2 separate regions of the Homo sapiens genome follow, and region 2 is linked to region 1. The links are chromatin loops, found by intact Hi-C in ENCODE. Cell type or tissue: heart left ventricle. All regions are shown on one strand. Links, peaks and the distances in the headings refer to the core of each region. The heading gives the core; the rest is flanking DNA.

Region 1 (5,378 bases), core at 226-5,225:
ATTCTGAGTTTAATGCTCTGATAGTGTTCAGGTAGAAAGTCAACTCCAATTCCTTGTGGACATTCACCTTTACACTTTAACACCCTGAACCCTGGCTTTCTGCCAAAATATTTTCTTTCCCAGTGGCTGGAAACTGATTAGCTAGATGGGAGAACAAAGGTGGCTTTGTACTGGGGCATATTGCTTTTGAGAATTTAGCAGAGAGCATTCAAATGGAGTCTGGATGTGATGCCAAATTATGCAGATTTGGAGTTTATTTTGGTTAGGTTTCCCATGAGTAGGTATGTAGGCAACGTAATACTGTTCTCAGTTTATATGGTCTGGAATTTCCCTTATAAATGTTATATAGGCTTTCCTTATTGATTGTTTTAAAACACAAATATGTATGATTTTGAGAAAACACATTACCAGAAGACTATTCTTGATAGGTTTTTTTGCCAAAAAGATTGTTGTACCAATGGATTTATATCCAAAGCCATATTATAAATACATTTCTGTCTCTGTAAGAGCCCAATGCAAATACTTATAAATGATTACAAGTGTCCCCAAGGGGAAAAAAATGCCAAAAAAATAAGATACCCGTAACCTTATATATTTATCTGAAACTAGGTTTTGAAGAGTGTTCACGCAGCATCAGAAAAGAATACTAAAGCTCCCCATACTCTGACATAATTGATACTTGGCATTCATTATTGTGACTTGGAAGATACTAGCCTCGTAAGAAAACCTGGGCTCTAGTTCTTTCTGTGTAACTTACGTTGTACCCTTAATTTATTGGTTATAAAGTGAAGATGATAATAGTTTAGCAATGAGGGGGTTTAGGATTAAACAAGAGAATATGAGTTGAAGCGCTATACAAACGCAAGATGGTGAGATTGGTGTTTTCTGTGGCAGCAGCTGAGACTAGGATTTTCAACTATTTTGTGGAGGAGGAGGGAAGCCATTTATTTTTTGTTGTTGTCTTTTCTTTTCTTTTTCTTTTTTTCTTTCTTTCTTTTTTTTTTTTTTTTTTTTTTTGCCTAGCCACTGGAAAACCAGGGAGAGGCATTATTGAAGTTGTTGTGTTTTTTTTTTAATTCATGTAAATTTCACTTTTTAGTTTATCCTCATTGTAGTTATTTTTGAAAATACTATTTTAACTTTTGTTTCTGCTGTTAGTTTCATTTTCTGTTTTACCTCTCATTCTCTGATGAAATGTTTTGTTTATAGACTATCTTCCTTCAGCCATATAATTTAACCATATCTGGTGTTAGGTGTTCTGTTTTCCCTTTTAGTTTATTATTTAATTAGGCGGCAGTATTTAAAGATCGCAAGATTTTGCCTAAAAACAAGACTTTCTGGCATGAAGAAAATCTGCGAGGAACTGAGAAGCAGCTATGCCATCTAAATGAGGCAGGAGCTCTCCAGTTTGCCAGAGTCCTACTACTTCCTATTGTCTGTGTCACCACCACTGAGGACAAAATACCATTGAACTTTATGCATAGTTTTTCACACAGTAAAGAAAAAAGTTAAAACTCCACCTTTGCCTCTTTCAAAATGAAAATGAGAGATCAAGAATTCCTGCTGGGCGAGGTGGCTCACACCTGTAATCCCAGCACTTTGGGAAGCTGAGGCAGGTGGATCACCTGAGGTCAAGAGTTCCATCAAGACCAGCCTGGCCAACATAGTGAAACCGCATCTCTACTGAAAATACAAAAATTATCTGGGCATAGTGGCGCATGCCTGTAATCCCAAGCCACTTGGGAGGCTAAGGCAGGAGAATCGCTTGAACCTGGGAGGCGGGGGTGGCAGTGAGCTGAGATCATGCCTCTGCACTCCAGCCAGGACGACAGAGCGAGACTCCGTCTCAAACAATAGCAACAGAAAACTGAGGGAGAGTGTTTATTTGCAGAATACCAAAATTCCGAAGTGTTTGTTTGATATGCATCAGCATCAATTACATTATCTGCCCACTCAGCCTCTGATATTGGTATATGATTTTACTCTCTGATTTACCTTGAGAATCAAATATCCCACTTCAAGTATTTGAGTTGAATATGATAAACATGCAAATTGCAGGCGTGTTTTTGTTTTGTTACCGAGGCTGGAGTGCAGTGATCATAGTGCGCTGCAGACCTGAATCCTGGAGTGAAGCCATCCTCCCATCTCAGCCTCCCAAGTAGCCGGGACTCCAGGCAGACGCTACCTACCACACCTGGCTAATTTTTTTTTACTTTTCATAAAGACAGGGTCTCACGCTGTTGCCCAGGCTGGGCTCAAGTGATCCACTCACCATGGCCTCCCAAAAAAGCACTGGGATTATAGACGTGAGGCACCACGCCCAACCACATTACAAGTTTTTTAAACAAGTGAAGGAAAAATGTATTTTAAGTAACTGGTTTAAAATGATGTTTTAAGGCCGGACACAGTAGCTCTCACCTGTACTCCTAGCACATTGAGAGGCTGAGGCGGGAGGATCTCCTGAGGCCAGGAGTTCAAAACCAGCCTGGGCAACATAGCAAGACCCTATTCAAAAAAAAGTAAAAATACATATATATTTAATGATGTTTAAGAATATGTAAGATCTGGCCAGGTGCGGTGGCTCACGCCTATAATTCCAGCACTTTGGGAGGCCGAGGTGGGTGGATCATGAGGTCAGGAAATCGAGACCATCCTGGCTAACACGGTGAAACCCCATCTGTACTAAAAATACAAAAAGTTAGCCAGGCCTGGTGGCACACACCTGTAGTCCCAGCTACTCGGGAGGGTGAGGCAGGAGAATTGCTTGAACCCGGGAGGCGGAGGTTGCAGTGAGCCGAGGTCACGCCACTGCACTCCAGCCTGGTCGACAGAGCGAGACTCCATCTCAAAAAAAAAAAAAATATGTAAGATCTATCATAGTTTCATTTGCCATATTTAATGTTTAAAAGTGAATGAGCTCTATCAAATTTAACTTCAACATTGGTTTATTTTGTGATGTGTATTTGAGATGGCCACCTAGTGGTTTTTTCTGGTATGGCATTTTACTACTGTACTAGATTATGATCTGATTAGAATAAGCTTATTAGCTAGTTTGTTTATATACCAAATATATTTTGAGTTATCCTTTCTGTACAGATTCAGCTGCAAGTGAATAGATATTTTTACAGCATTTCTATAATTATTTTGTTTTATTTTTAAACAGAAGAAGCAGACTACAGTGCCTTTGGTACAGACACGCTAATAAAGAAGAAGAATGTTTTAACCAACGTATTGCGTCCTGACAACCATAGAAAAAAGCCACATATAGTCATTAGTATGCCCCAAGACTTTAGACCTGTGTCTTCTATTATAGACGTGGATATTCTCCCAGAAACGCATCGTAGGGTACGTCTTTACAAATACGGCACGGAGAAACCCCTAGGATTCTACATCCGGGATGGCTCCAGTGTCAGGGTAACACCACATGGCTTAGAAAAGGTTCCAGGGATCTTTATATCCAGGCTTGTCCCAGGAGGTCTGGCTCAAAGTACAGGACTATTAGCTGTTAATGATGAAGTTTTAGAAGTTAATGGCATAGAAGTTTCAGGGAAGAGCCTTGATCAAGTAACAGACATGATGATTGCAAATAGCCGTAACCTCATCATAACAGTGAGACCGGCAAACCAGAGGAATAATGTTGTGAGGAACAGTCGGACTTCTGGCAGTTCCGGTCAGTCTACTGATAACAGCCTTCTTGGCTACCCACAGCAGATTGAACCAAGCTTTGAGCCAGAGGATGAAGACAGCGAAGAAGATGACATTATCATTGAAGACAATGGAGTGCCACAGCAGATTCCAAAAGCTGTTCCTAATACTGAGAGCCTGGAGTCATTAACACAGATAGAGCTAAGCTTTGAGTCTGGACAGAATGGCTTTATTCCCTCTAATGAAGTGAGCTTAGCAGCCATAGCAAGCAGCTCAAACACGGAATTTGAAACACATGCTCCAGATCAAAAACTCTTAGAAGAAGATGGAACAATCATAACATTATGAAACCGTGGTTTGAATGTTTTCAGAGTGAGGATGCCATGAGGACTTGTACATTTGGCTAGTTTAAAAGCATATATACCTCTGACCAGTGACGTGGAATAGGCATGAGACGAGTAACGTTGCAAGCTTACAATATTATTAAAGTAGTAGTTTGATAATTGTTAATATAAACTTTGGTGGATCAGAGGTGAATTTAAGTCCAAAACAAAGGGGCCTTTGCTGATGAAGTTACGTGCTTTTGCTGTTTTGTCTGTGGAGAATCAGATGTTAAAGCACATTCTTGGAACTATGTGAGAAGACTAGATCATTTCTGTTGGAAGTGGTTGCATATTTAACCTGCTGTGCAGAGCCCAGTTAATTTTTCCTTTAACTGTATTTTTAAAATTCTAATGTGAAGTCTGATTCTCTCTTGTGGTACATTGGGGACCTCAGCTCTTAAAGGTCTCATGTTCCCAATATTTTATTTTGATTTTTTTTTTTTTTTTTTTTTTTTTTTTTTTTAGTGACTGGGTCTCACTCTGTTGCCCACACTGGAATGCAGTGGCATGATCACAGCTCTCTGCAGCCTCAATCCCCTGGGCTCAAGCAGTCCTCCCACCTCAGCCTCCTGAGTAGCTGGGACCATAGGCACATACCACCACATCTGTCTACTTTTTGTATTTTTTGTAGAGACAGGGTTTCGCCATGTTGCCCAAGTTGGTCTTGAACTCCTGGGCTTAAGCAGTCCTGCCTCGGCTTCCCAAAATGCTAGGATTAGAGCCACCATGCCCAGCCTATTTTGATTTTTGTTTTTTTATGTTCCTTTCTAATAAATTGTAACAAATGATGTTCTCAAGTACATTTCCAGTTTCTTTTCTTTTCTTTCTTTTTTTTTTTTTTTTTTTTTTTGAGATGGAGTCTCGCTCTATCGCCCAGGCTGGAGTGCAGTGGCGCGATCTTGGCTCACTGCAAGCTCTACCTCCTGGGTTCACACCATTCTCCTGCCTCAGCCTCCCAAGTAGCTGGGACTACAGGCGCCTGCCACCATGCCTGGCTAATTTTTAGTAGAGACGGGGTTTCGCAGTGTTAGCCAGGAAGGTCTCAATCTCCTGACCTCCTGATCCGCCCGCCTCGGCCTCCCAAAGTGCTGGGATTACAGGCGTGAGCCACCGCGCCCAGTTGTGCATTTCTGGTTTCTAAGAATCAAACCACTTGGCTGTTTTTAGGAGTTACTTCCCATGTTATAAAGCTGAGGAAGCTTTTTTTTTTTTTTTTTGAGACAGAGTCTCTGTCACCCAGGCTGGAGTGCAGTGGTGCAATCTCAGCTCCCGGGTTCAAGCAATTCTCCTGCCTCAGCCTTCTGAGTAGCTAAGATTACAGGTGTGCGCCAACACGTCTGGCTTATTTTT
Region 2 (5,378 bases), core at 120-5,119, 270 kb before region 1:
GCTAGATAGTAACAGAGGGGTCCTTAGCACCCCCACATAGTAACAGTGGCCTGGAGGAGCAAAGGAAGAAGTGGTCTCCAGGTCCAGAGAGAGGGAGCTCTACAGAGAGGCTACCTGACAGAAGCTGTGTCATCCTTCAGTCAAGGGACACAGTAGACCATGGTGACCCAACAGGAGAGCTGGGGGAATAAACAGCTCCTCTGGAATTGAGATGTTCAGTTAGCCAAGTGCATTTGTTAGCTGCCCAACCACTCTAAGCTCACGAGGAGCAAGAGAAAGCATGCCTTCTTAGTAGCTACTAAACAAATCCTGAGATGAACTCTGATTGAACCAATCTGTGCCACATACCCATCTCTAAGCCAATCATCGTAGTTTTTTTGTTTGTTTGTTTGTTTGAGACGGAGTCTCGCTCTGTCACCCAGGCTGCAGTGCAGTGGTGCAATCTTGGCTCACTGCAACCTCCACCTCCCAGGTTCAAGCAATTTTCCTGCCTCAGCCTCCCAAGTAGCTGGGATTACAGGCTCCCGCCACCATACCCGGCTAATTTTAGTATTTTTAGTAGAGACGGGGTTTCACCATGTTGTCCAGGCTGGTCTCGAACTCCTGACCTCAGGTCATCCCCCCGCCTCAGCCTCCCAAAGCACTGGATTACAGGCGTGAGCCACTGTACCTAGCCAATCATCATAGTTATTGTACCTCCACTGCTCTGGTTCGTTGGTGCTAAGTCACATGCTCCTTGTTGGGTTACAGGCTCAAGGGAACTTCCTGATGGAGCGAACTTCCAGAAGGGGTGGTTCCCAAATGGAAACTCAGGTTACTTGGCATGGAAGAGAGTGCCGTAGATTCAGGGTGGCCCCAAATCAGCAAACATTCATTATATTCACGTTATAAAATGAAAGAACATTCAGAAAACAGCATAAAGTAGCATGATACCATTGGTAGGCACTGTGGGATTTCCCATCAGCCATCCTCAAAACTTATTTTTGGCAAATGAAAGTGTTGGACTAGGGTAACTCTTCCCTGCCAACATTCAACATGTGTGACTATCCCCAGAAAGTAACTACGTAGGAACAAGAACATGAGATGCTCCCAGCTGGAGCCCCAAGGGCCATTTCCAAAGCTACCAACAGAGCGTCCTCTGTGTTTCAGTAAGGGTAACTTTCTGCAAAATACAACAAAGATGTTCATGTGAAATAAAGGGGGTGATTTATGTATGAAAAGGTGGGGTGTGAGCCTTGTGAATACCATGGGAAGATGAGGTCCTTCCACTCAGGGAATAGGAGCCCCGTGGTTTGGCCCCAGATGGTAAACAGGAGTGCTGTTTAGTTGAAGAACAGCATGTCCCATTCTGTTCTTTTGGGGAGATTTAAAGCAAGACCGTTTGCAATTGGATCTAATTGATAAGTGTCTTAGTTTGGAATCCCCTGTTGGCACACCTCATATCTTAGTTTAGATTCTCTAGATACAGACCCTGAGACAAAGACTCAAGGACACATCACTTCTTTGGAAGGCAAAAGAAATACGAGTAGAGAAGAAAAGAGACCCAGGGAAAGGAGGACAACCAATATTAAGCAAGTTATCAAGACAGTTACTGCCCTAGGCAAGTGAAGCTTAATTCCACCTGTGTAGAACACATGTCTCAGAGTTATCTTACCTGAAGGATCAGCAACTCCATCTTGGAAGCTAATCCGCCATGTTGGCTTCTGATTAACCCCTGTTCCAAGAAGGCCTCTAAGATTTCTAGTTTATCTATTATTCCTTGTGTAAGAGCAGGTTCTGACTCTATATCCTGTCCTTAGGTCAAACAACCTTGATGTTATCTTACTTCAACTGTTCTACACATCCCTTCTGAACCACCCCTCTCCTATGGTATAGAAGCCCTGGGTCTGGGAGATAATGGAGTGGGGATCCACCATCTTGTCTGGCCACCGCAGGAGACACAGACGTGGCATCTGTTTCTAAGTTTCTATTAAAAGTTTCTTTCTAAGGAACTGAGTATGTCAGCATCATCTCTTCAGCCTCTCAGCTTCCTTGGACTTTGGGGTAAGTTTGCATAGACCTGCCCACTGCAAAACAATCAGGAAGCTGGGGTATTTATACACCACCTCTATCCATTCCTTGGTTGAAGGCAGCTGGAAAGAAGAGAAGGAATATTCATTCTCCAACCTCCTTTAGGCTGCTTGACTCTGACAACCAGAAGAAAAAACCCAAAAAACTCATAGAAAAAGATGCACATACTACCAGTTAGAAGTTGGGCAGTTGGCCAGGCGCAGTGGCTCATGCCTGTAATCCCAGCACTTTGGGAGGCTGAGGAGGGCGGATCACCTGAAGTCAGGAGTTCAAGACCAGCCTAGTCAACATGGTGAAACAAAATACAAAAATTAGCCGGGCGTGACGGTGGGTGCCTGTAATCCCAGGTACTTGGGAGGCTGAGGCAGGAGAATTGCTTGAACCCGGGAGGCAGAGGTTGTAGTGAGCCAAGATCATGCCACTGCACTCCAGTCTGGGCAACAGGGCAAGACTCTGTCTCAAAAACAAACAAACAAACAAAAAAAAGAGCTAGTTACCTTTATGGGCAACTGGGGCACAGTCCCAGAGGGGCCCTCAGGGGATGATGTGGAGTATACCGCAAGATTGTCTCAGGAAGGGTTGGGGAAACTGTGCTGTTTATCCGCAATGACCACTCTCAGCGGTTGAAGGTGGTGCCCGGGGCCAGCAACTCCAGTACACTTCCCTTCCCACACATGTGACCTGCCATGCGCACATGAAGCACACAGGCTCTGGGCAGAGAGATGCGGGTGCCGGAGGTTGGGTATACGTCACCAGCATTTATAGAACTGTCCATCTAGCTTCAGGCAGCTCTCTTGAGTGGGCTGAGGAGGATGAGTGAGCACTGATGCTGGCCAGGAAACTTAGGAGAAGGAGGGGAAAGGAAGAAAGGAACAAAACTAACATTTATAAAGTGCAGGGTAGTTGCCAGCCATTAGCACAGTTACTTTCGTTTTCTGATTCCCATTGTACAGTTGAGAAAAACGAGCTCAGAGAGGGAAAGTGACTTGCTCTTGACTATGTGACAGTTAAGTGCTGGAATTCCAGCTCAGATTGAGTCTACAAAGACAGTGTTCTCTATCTCCCTCTTCCTTTTCTCCTTGTCCTCCTCTTCTCTGCTTTTCTCTCCCTCTCCCTCCTCCCCACCACCTTGTTTATTTTTTTTCCAAATAATATTTAGAGTTACCAAGACAGAAGTCAAGAGGAAAGCTTTCTGGTGTCCTTAAAGATGTGCTTTATGAAAGATAGTTTTCATTTGCTCTTTTATTCATTTGACACATTTATTAAGCACCTATGATACGCAATATATAGAAAACAAGACAGACACAATCCTTGCCCCTTAGGCTTTATACTCTAGCAGGAAAAGGAGGCATTAAACAGCTAAATACACATGGCGAGGAGGGGGTAAGGGAAGCCTAGATGGGGAAGTGGGGGAGTGAGATGGGAACAGGAAGGCAGCCATAAAAAGCAATTAGTTGATTACGTTGTGATACAGGTTTCTCAACCTCCGCATTAGTGAAATTTTGACTGGATCATTCCTGTAGGCTGTTCTGGGCATTGTAGGATATTTAGCAGCGTCTCTGGCCTCTACCCACTAGATGCCAGTAGCATTCTTACCCTGGTTTTGACAACCAAAAATGTTTCCAGACATTGTCAAATGGCCCCTGGGGGGCAAAATCACTCCCAGTTGAGAACCACTGTGGTAAATAAGAAAGGCAGATACGAAAACATGTAACAAGGAAACAGAATCTAGGCATACCCACAAGGAAGTGCCTTTAGGACGAGATCCATGTGACAATAGGCATTAGCCAGGCAGAAAGCAGGAATGGCATCCTAAGTAGAGTAGACAGCATGTGCAAAGGCCCTGTAGCCAGACCTGAAAGGATACTGGAGAACAGAGAGTGGCCTGGTGAAATGGGCAGGGCTCAGTTCACACAGGGCCTTAGAGTCTGAGTTATAAATTTTAGCCTTTATCCATGGTCACTTTTCCTTTTTTTTTTTTTTTTTTTTGACACAGTTTCAGTCTTGTTGCCCAGGCTAGAGTGCAATTGTGCAATCTCAGCTCACTGCAACCTCCGCCTCCCAGGTTCAAGCAATTCTCCTGCCTCAGCCTCCCGAGTAGGGATGTGCCACCATGCCTGGCTAATTTTGTATTTTTAGTAGAGACGGGGGTTTCTCCATGTTGGCCAGGCTAGTTTCAAACTCCTGACCTCAGGTGATCTGCCCACCTCGGCCTCCCAAAGTGCTGGGATTACAGGCGTGAGCCACCATGCCCAGCCACTTTTACTTTTAAAATTCATTTCAGCATGGTTAAAATAATAAAAATAAACTAAATGACAACAGACAACATCAAGTGCTGACTAAGATGCAGAGCAACTGGAACTCCCATACACTGGTGGAAATGCACAACGGTAGAGCTTCTTTGGTTGTTTTTTTTTTTCTTTCTTTCTTTCTTTCCTTCCTTCCTTCCTTCCTTCCTTTCCTCTTTCTTTCTTTCTCTCTCTCTTTCTTTCTTTCTTTCTTTCTTTCTTTCTTTCTTTCTTTCTTTCTTTCTTTTTTTGAGACAGAGTCTTGCTCTGTTGCCCAGGTTGAGGTGCAGTGACACAATCTCGGCTCACTGGAACCTCCACCTCCTGGGTACAAGGGATTCTCGTGCCTCAGCCTCCTACAGTACAGCTTCTTTGGAAACAGTTTGGCAGGTTTGTTTGTTTGTTTGTAAAGTTAAACCTACGGTTATCATACAACTCACCAATCCTGGCCAGGCATAGTGGCTTATGCCTATAATCCCAGCACTTTGGGAGGCCAAGATGGGAGGATTGCTTGAGGTCAGGAGTTTGAGACCAGCCTGGTCAACACAGTAAGACCCCGTTTCTATAAAAATAAATAAATAAATAAATAAATAAATAAAGTAAAAATCCCACTTTTAGAAATATACCCAAATGAAATAAAAACTGTTTATTTAATAAAAACACAAAAACCTGTACAAGAACGTTTATAGTGGCTTTATTCATAAAGGCCAAAATATGGGAAACCATCTAAATGCCCCTCTACTGAGGAAAGATTGAACAAACGGCAGTACATCTGTACAATGGAATACTACTCACGAGTAACAAGATGAGAACTCTTTTTTTTTTTGAGATGGAGTTTCGTTCTTATCACCCAGGCTGGAGTGCAGCAGCATGATCTTGGCTCACTGCAACCTCCACCTCCCGTTTGCAAGCAATTCTCCTGCCTCAGCCTCCCGAATAGCTGGGATTACAGGTGCCCGCCACCACGCCCAGCTAATTTTTCTATTTTTAGTAGAGACAGGGTTTCACCATGTTGACCAG

What was found. Peaks named below come from ENCODE experiments on the same cell type or tissue, not always from the same donor. Only the 100,000 strongest peaks of a DNase experiment are listed, where the experiment ranks them.
Region 2: a loop joins it to region 1, with 2.8 times the contacts of the local background. A loop is called at or near these places in 8 of 110 quality-filtered maps.

What each region holds. Positions count from the first base shown.
Region 1 is chr20:50,746,496-50,751,873 of GRCh38, forward strand. PARD6B (par-6 family cell polarity regulator beta) reads left to right here. Exons shown (of 3, transcript NM_032521.3): 3 at 3,164-5,378. The coding sequence ends at 3,993. Among named protein-coding and RNA genes, the nearest start is that of PARD6B, 18 kb to the left of the region's middle. In heart left ventricle, for the core only: a CTCF peak has its summit at 2,984 (motif pointing left); no DNase peak of the experiment used is centred there.
Region 2 is chr20:50,480,877-50,486,254 of GRCh38, forward strand. No RefSeq gene overlaps it. Among named protein-coding and RNA genes, the nearest start is that of PTPN1, 27 kb to the right of the region's middle. RefSeq lists enhancers at 2,906-2,955, 2,996-3,105. In heart left ventricle, for the core only: no CTCF peak of the experiment used is centred there; a DNase peak (open chromatin) is centred at 2,765; H3K4me3 peaks cover 1,217 bases; H3K27ac peaks cover 1,180 bases.